Regions from separate parts of the Homo sapiens genome. Here region 1 is linked to region 2. A link is a contact called in ENCODE Hi-C or POLR2A ChIA-PET data. All regions are on one chromosome and are shown on one strand. The core of a region is the stretch at or near the end of the contact, and the rest is flanking DNA. Distances in the headings are between cores, read along the strand shown.

Region 1 (3,492 bases), core at 838-3,337, 390 kb after region 2:
GCTCAACTTCCCGCAGGGGCGCCAGGCCCTGACAGGAGAGACTGGACATTAGGTGTCTGGAAGTTTCTCCTTCTAGGGGCTCCAGGAGCATCCCACCTGAGGCCTGGGGCTCCCACCGGAACGTCAACTCATGCCCTTGTGGGGCTGCAGGGCTGACGCGGGCTGGCACTGTGTCTACGACAGCCTCCCGGGCCCCCGGGTGCGTGGCTGCGGATGCTCTCTGGCGGCCACCACAGTTCCCACGCGCGGCGGGTGAATGCGAGCCCCTTGTCAATGCGTGCCCCTCGCCTCTGCCCCCGAGAGGCTAGCAACCGGGCCTGCCGGCGTCTGATTGGCCGTGGGGGCCTGACGACAGGGGCTCCTGGTTGCTGATTGGCCCCGGCCAGCTCTGGCTGTTTCCTAGCTATTAATACTGTGGCTAATAAACGTTCTCCTGTTGACGCGGGTGCTCGGAGCCATGATTTTTTGAAGCGTTCTTGACGTCTGTGGCTGGTGCGGGCGTTTCTGCTGTGCAAGGCCTGCTTCCGGGGCTCTAGTCCCTGGGGCTCCTGGCAAGCTCCACAGGCTGTAAAGGGGGTGTTTTCTTTCTCCTTCGTGTTACCTGACATATTAAAGCAGCGCCCCATGAGGACCCCAACGTCCCACGTCTCTATCTCCCCAACAGTGCGCCTGTTTATGAAAAAACGAGCCCCCCACACGCCGTCCCAAGGCTCGGCGCCTCTAGTGACCTGACGGTCAATGTTCACCTCCCTAGTCATTAGCTGTGGACGTAGAAATAGCCTTTCTCCCTTCTTTTCAGCCCTGGAATCTCCCGTCTGCTTTACAGTCACCTTGTGGGATCGTTGGGCATGGGGGGCTCCCTCTGACGCCGCTTAAACCCCCCAAAGAAGTGCGGGGGAGCGATTCTGACTTGATGCCCTCGGCGGGGCCTCTCTGCTGTCCTCTTTGGGGCCCCTTGCTCATCCTCACCTGCTTTCTGTCACCGAGCACTCCATCCTTGTCCTCCTGGCTGCCACCCACCTGTCACCCTAAGATAGATCCTCGGTCCCTTTCAACAGCATTTTGACCTTTGCGAGAGGACATTTGATTGACGGCCCTGCACGCTCTGCCACTCAGAGCCGGGCAGAGCTGCCGAGGGCTCCCACCTGTTAGGGATTAACTCCCATGTGCCAGCTCCGGAGCCGAGGCCGCGGCAGGGCTCGGCGCAACATGTGTCGCTGCCTGTTTTTCGGGGCGCTGGGGCTCTTTCAAAGGGCATGTGTGTGGGGATCACCCCAACTTTGAGGGGTAGCTCAGGCATCTCCACATGGGACACAGTCCGCCCTCTAAAAGTACTTTCCTTAGAGGGCACGGCTCCTGTCTGGATTCTTATTACAACCCTGGTGTGTGTGGTGGGGGGTACCCCTGGTTAAGGTGGAGGAAGCGGACCCAGTGGAAGAGGAAGGGGCATAGCGGGTTCCGCGAACATGAGTTGTAAGCGGCAGAGCCCGGGACTCCACAGCCAGGGTTTTCTGACTCGGAGACGCGGAGCTCTGTCTCCCATGTCAAAGAGAACCAGTCAGAAACGCACGGGTGGGCTGGGAGGGGGTGACAGCCTCTGGCTTACATCTGGGAACCAGTTATGTCGCCCGGGCATTTTATTTTCCTGAACAATAAGAGAAAGCATGATTTTCTTTCGCTAAGCCCGCATCCTCCGATGGATGTTCCGAAACCGCCAGGTGTGGGATCTGCGCCCCGACAGCCCCACCTTGGCCATCGGCCGCCTGAGGACGGCCAGCCATCGGGGCGATTCCCCCCACACATTGTGCCTGAATTCACCCTGCCTGGCGAGCCGGGCTCACGCAGGGAAAAAGCACCCGCGACCACAGGGTGTTGGTCATGGCGGCCAGGGGCACTGCGGCAGAATTTTTTCCTCCCTTCTTTGCTGCAATCTGGGTGCGGCTAGAGCAATTTGTCATAGAATCTGGGGGGCTCATTTTTCCGGCCAATCACTTTTAGAGAAATGAGCGCATTGCAGCAGAATGCGCTGACGTCAGAGACCACCCCTTCTGCGCCTCCATATAAACCCCACCCAGCCAGCCCCTAGCGCAGACGGCGGAGAGCAGAGAGGGAGCGCGCCTTGGCTCGCTGGCCTTGGCGGCGGCTCCTCAGGAGAGCTGGGGCGCCCACGAGAGGATCCCTCACCCGGTGAGTGGTTGGCCATCCTTGCCGCAAAGGATGTGCAAAAGGAAGACGGCATCCGCTTCTGGGATGGGCTCTGTCCTCCTGGACATGCCGAGAGCCTGCCTGATCCTGGGTCCTGCTGCTGGAGGCGGCCACTTCGCCTGGTCCCCGAGCGTCCGCAACAAAATTTGTCAGAAAGAAAATCTTGAGGCACATTTCCCTGGGGGGAAGTCAGGGCTCCTCTCTGGAGGGTCCAGTCCTTAAGGGTGGGCTGGGTGGTAGGGACTTCAGTTCAGAGGAGCGGGAGGAATCAGATGGAACTCCTCTTGGATTCGGGTATACGGCAGTCACTGGGGGGCGAACCCCGGATTTCCTGTATTAGAAGCCGCCTCTAGAATCGCGTTAATAGTGGGAGATATGGCGGCGATGCCTTCTGCGTGCCCCATGAATTAGGGGGGGAAGCACCCGAATAGAAGGGTCTCCCGGGCATATTTGCCTCGCCAGCTGTTGGCCAGGTTTTTGGTGGATCGTGGGCGGGAGGAGTGGAGGTTCCTCTTCGCGAGGTTTTCCGAATCCAAATACACAGGTTTAGTGCAGTGTGGACCCCAGGCAAAATGTGGAGTAAAATTTCTACCCGATATCATCTGGTTCTGCCCTGATCAGCCACTTTCACAGTGGAGAGAGATGGCGCCCAAGTGCAAACCTGCCAGTAGCCCCCTAGGATCAGTCCTTGCCGAAGGGGGGTCGTGGGATTGGGGGCACTGGGAGAATAGATGCAGGGGGTGGGTTGGGGAGGAGAGAAGGCCGTGTCCTTGGGTCTGGGAAGAGGGAGGAGAGAAATGCAGAAAAGGGGGTGTGTTGCTGGGGTCTGGACGCTGGGAGCTGGGGATGGGGTGCCGCGGGGGTCTTCAGAGCGTTGCGTGGTGGTCGCTCGAAAATCCTGACATGTTGCAGTCTTGGACTTTTGGTCAAATCGCCTTTTGCCATTTCCTTTGTCAGAGTCAAGCCCCCCCAGGCCGCCCCCTCCCACCCTGGGCCGGCGGGCCTGGTGGGGGCGCAGGCGGGTGGCTACGTGGCAGGTTTCTGGAAGGTTTCCTGGCTGGCCGCGAGAGGGCGCTGGCGGCACTGCGGAATTTTGGGGGGCGGGGTGGGGAGGGGAGGTGGCCTTTGTTCTCCTGATGGAGGGGGTCGGGCGCGGGATCTACTGGAGGATCCTGGATTCGTTTACCCAAGAGGGAACAGTTTTGAGACCCCCCGGATTCACTGCGGAGTGGCCGCAGAGGCCGGGGTCGGCCTTTGCGCCGTGGCTTCGGGTGTTGTGGAGGCGCA
Region 2 (3,529 bases), core at 871-3,370:
TTGTAATGAAGTGTAATTTGGAGAAGATTTGCAAAGACAGGCACGTAGTGAAATAATTTGATTTGTTCAGTAAACTTGGTTTCAGTTATTCCTTTCCATGAGTTGTTTTAGAACCCCTTCAATTTCTTTGTGATTTGACAACAGCTTTCAGCCCAATGAAGATATGACTCTTAGGCATTGCCAGGAATTCAGAATTGGTTTATAATATTGTCGCTTAATAAGAAAATGCGTTCATTGGCAGGATATAAAATTTATGGGCTTCAAATGGATTTCTGTTTGTAGTTTTAGCCCTCTGTGCTCCTGCCATTCTCGAGGCTATGAGTAAGGTTTTTTAATTAAGTCAAATTGAATTGAATGAGCTTTTATTGAACGCCCACTCTGTGCCAGACACCAGCTCCTTAACCCTTGCACTGCCCTGTAGGTGGCTATGGGGAGCTGAGCCAGAGGAGGTTTTGCCCCATGCTCACGATCATTCAGCTGGCAAACCTGGGAGGTGGGATTTGAAGTTAGGTTTGATTCTCTGGCTTTTTCATCCAAAGCTGATTATAGGCAGACTTGATTAAGGAGAAGAGAGAGGTTGAGTGGCTTTCATGTTATTTCATTGAATCTTGTTTAGTCTTCTCAGCCACCCTGTGAGGTTCATTACATTTTCCCTATTGTATATCTGAGGAAAGTAAGGCTCAGAGAGGTACAGTGATATGCTCAGGGTCACACAGCTGGTAAGAGGCAGAGCTGGGATTTGAACTCAGAACTGCCTGGCTGCAAGGCCAGAGTTCCTTCTAGAACCCCTCTAGGGGTCTGCACTTCCTTTAGCACATGGCCAATTGACCACCTGCCCACAAAAAATGGCCTGGCCCTGGTGGCTAGGGCACCCTCCTGCAGATGGAGGCAAGGAGCAGTAGGGAGTGGGGCTGGGCATCAGTTGCCCAGGTACTTCCTAGCTCTATGCCCTGGGCAAGTGAAGTCCTCCTTTCTGACCCTCCCTGCACCCACTGGTGACTGGTGGCAGAATACCCTCCTGGGTTATTGTTAGGATCACAGACAACATGTGTGAGGCACCTGGCACTTGGTGGGCACTCAGGAAGTGAAGGACCCTGCCCTTTGGCATCTGTTGCTTGTCAGAATGCGTGGTGGATGGCTCTGGCCTCGGTGACGAAGCTGCTGTTGCTTCAGCCCCCGGACTCCTGTGCATCACAGAGCTGATTCAGTGCAGACAGGTGACTCATCTGATGGCATTTTGTGTGGCGTTGTGCAGTTCAGCCTGGTACAGCACGGCCCGCCCACAGCAGGTATTCAAGAGCCGTTAGTGTTTATGAAGGTGATAAAATTGCCTAGATGGAGGGAAGCCGTCAAAATAAGAGCCTTTGCCTGTCTTGTGAAAGTTAACTTGCAAACCTAATGCCTGTGGGGCTGCTGAAAAAGCGTCACCTGGATTTCTCCTTGGAGACAGAACTCTCTGGAAGGACAGCTGGGCAGCCCCTGCTTGCCATGTGGGGGTGGACGCTTTTTATGTGACAGTGAGTTGGAGAAACTAACAGTGGTCTTCAAGGCATTGTGCTCAGCTTAACTCTTTGAATTGCCATAGCTTTAAAATGAATACTAGAAACAGTTATATATTTTTCACACTCTCCATATTTTCTCCATTCAATATAATAAATGTTATCTTGAATGTTTGAGGGTTTTATAGCAAAAATTCCTCCCATTTGTAAAGCATGCTGCAGTGGATGGGAGTGAACTAGCTGGCAGCGCTCTCGTGTGACGTGGCAGAGGCTGAGGGAGTTGCCCAAACCCCACTTCCAGTTGGAGGAAGCCTGGGCCCTGACTTCCAGTGCATGTTCAGGTCCACTTGTCAAGGAAAGGATCCATTGTTAAGAAACAAACATGGGAAACTGTCATGTGAGCGTCCCTAAAAGCAGCATAGTCATTTTCGAGTCACTCTCTGATAAAGATAGAACACTTCATTTAGGCACATTTCAGGATTTCAGAACATTTGGAGTAGTCCTGGGGTGGAAAGCAGCGTTTTCCTTTTTCAATTTCAACCTGACTCCATTCCTCTCTTTATGTGTGTCAGTCATAGCAGGGGAGTGTTTTCCTCTTGGATGCGTTTGCACCTGGCAAATGAATGTGCAGGAATTCTTTGATTGCAAAATAGCTACTCTCAAAATGCAGACAGGCAGCCACAGTCAGGGAGCCCTTCGGCCACGGCAGCGGGGTGGCGCCAGACACCTGGCTTTGAGTCCCGTGGAGGCATGCCACTTAGTCTGTTCTGAGCGGCTGTTTACAGGCGGATAGAAAGGGCTGTAGGATGGGACCCTCAAGGTTTTGGGGCATGGGAGGGGCTGGCCGTCATGATTCAGCATGCTAGCTCTCTGGAGGCTGTGCTGAGCACTGAGGGACACTGGGAGAAAAACACAGGCTCCTGCTTTGTCCATGTGGAAGGAGCCCAGGCTGCCCTGGCTGCTATACGCATCCTTCCAGGCAACCTTCACCTTCTGGTCTATTTAGTCTCATTCCCTGTTTTTATTCCCTTCTTTTATTTAGGGAGAGCCAGAGCAGCAATTCTCAGGTCAGGATTATTTGGGAGATCCATATTACTTCTGATTATTTACGAAGGGACAGGCCGGGGGAGGTAACCACCTCGATAAATTCGTCAGCGAGGCAGCTGGAGGGATGTGTGACAAACATACCAGGCTGTCATTTGGCCAGAGATTGTCTGCACTGGGATTGTTCCCCCAGGATAGTCCTGATGACAAATGTAATTGACATTTTTTATTAACCCTGAAATGATTAAAGATGCTGCTGCTGAATTTGTGTCAAAGTACCCGGTCCCTGGCATTTTGAGAAAGGGATTCTCTGTGGAGCCAATAAACAGCCTGTGTTTTCTTCCTGTTCATCACTTTAATCAACTAAGACATACAGAGCCCTGTCTGGTTTGGTCTTGAAACTGGGCCAGGGAGATAAGACTCTGCTTCCTGGCTTAGGTTTCCAGAACACTCTGGTATGGACATCATGAGGGACACATAGGAGGCACTCTGTTCATTTACCACACAGTCATCAAACGTTTGCTGAGCTCCTTCTGTGTGCCAGGTCCTGTGTGTGATATTGGGCGCTGTCTCCTTGAAGGGTGGTCGCTGTAGAATGGGGGCTAGAAAGATGTTTATGGGGATGATTGTGAGAACTGAGCATTGTAGGGGAAGACTGGGCCACCCTCACTGCCTAGGGGGTGGGGTGGGGCAGGGAAGGCAGTGCAGGGGGTGGTTTGCGTCTTACAGGAAGGGAGTCTCCTCTCCAGACAGGTCTTACCTCTGGAGCTCTCCAGGCAGATGCTGGAAGTGGCAGTGCCCAGAGTGTGTGGGTCTTGGAGTGCCAGAGTGTGGGAACACAGAGGGGCAGCAGGGGAGGGTGGAAGACACACAGGAGAGCTTGGCTGGGGCCTGCAGATGGGCTGGGGGCCACATGGAGCGCAGGTGGACTTTGCTGCTTCCTAGCCTGCCTGCTGAGTTACTGAAGCTCTTGGTCTTGGTTTCCT

What was found. A loop is a pair of places that touch in the nucleus more often than their neighbours do. ChIA-PET counts read pairs that join two places held with the same protein, here RNA polymerase II (POLR2A). Pooled maps may share reads with other maps.
Region 1: a map of dorsolateral prefrontal cortex shows a loop between it and region 2 (8-fold over the local background). The contact joins the promoter of MEG3 here to the enhancer-like site in region 2. A Hi-C loop is called at or near these places in 2 of 168 maps with a recorded cell type or tissue (dorsolateral prefrontal cortex and mammary epithelial cell) and 6 of 50 pooled maps. POLR2A ChIA-PET finds 5 or more read pairs at or near these places in 1 of 52 experiments (AG04450).

Annotation. Positions count from the first base shown.
Region 1 is chr14:100,824,031-100,827,522 of GRCh38, forward strand. MEG3 (maternally expressed 3) reads left to right here and starts at 2,088. Exons shown (of 10, transcript NR_190993.1): 1 at 2,088-2,187. RefSeq lists an enhancer at 1-388.
Region 2 is chr14:100,438,156-100,441,684 of GRCh38, forward strand. The region is part of intron 2 of WDR25 (WD repeat domain 25); the gene reads left to right. Among named protein-coding and RNA genes, the nearest start is that of WDR25, 63 kb to the left of the region's middle. RefSeq lists an enhancer at 425-1,624 and a silencer at 2,797-3,091. Within about 2 kb of position 2,121, at least 24 of the 41 ENCODE cell types and tissues checked have a DNase peak (open chromatin) inside an H3K27ac peak, as active enhancers do; they include dorsolateral prefrontal cortex and mammary epithelial cell, where a contact is called at or near this core.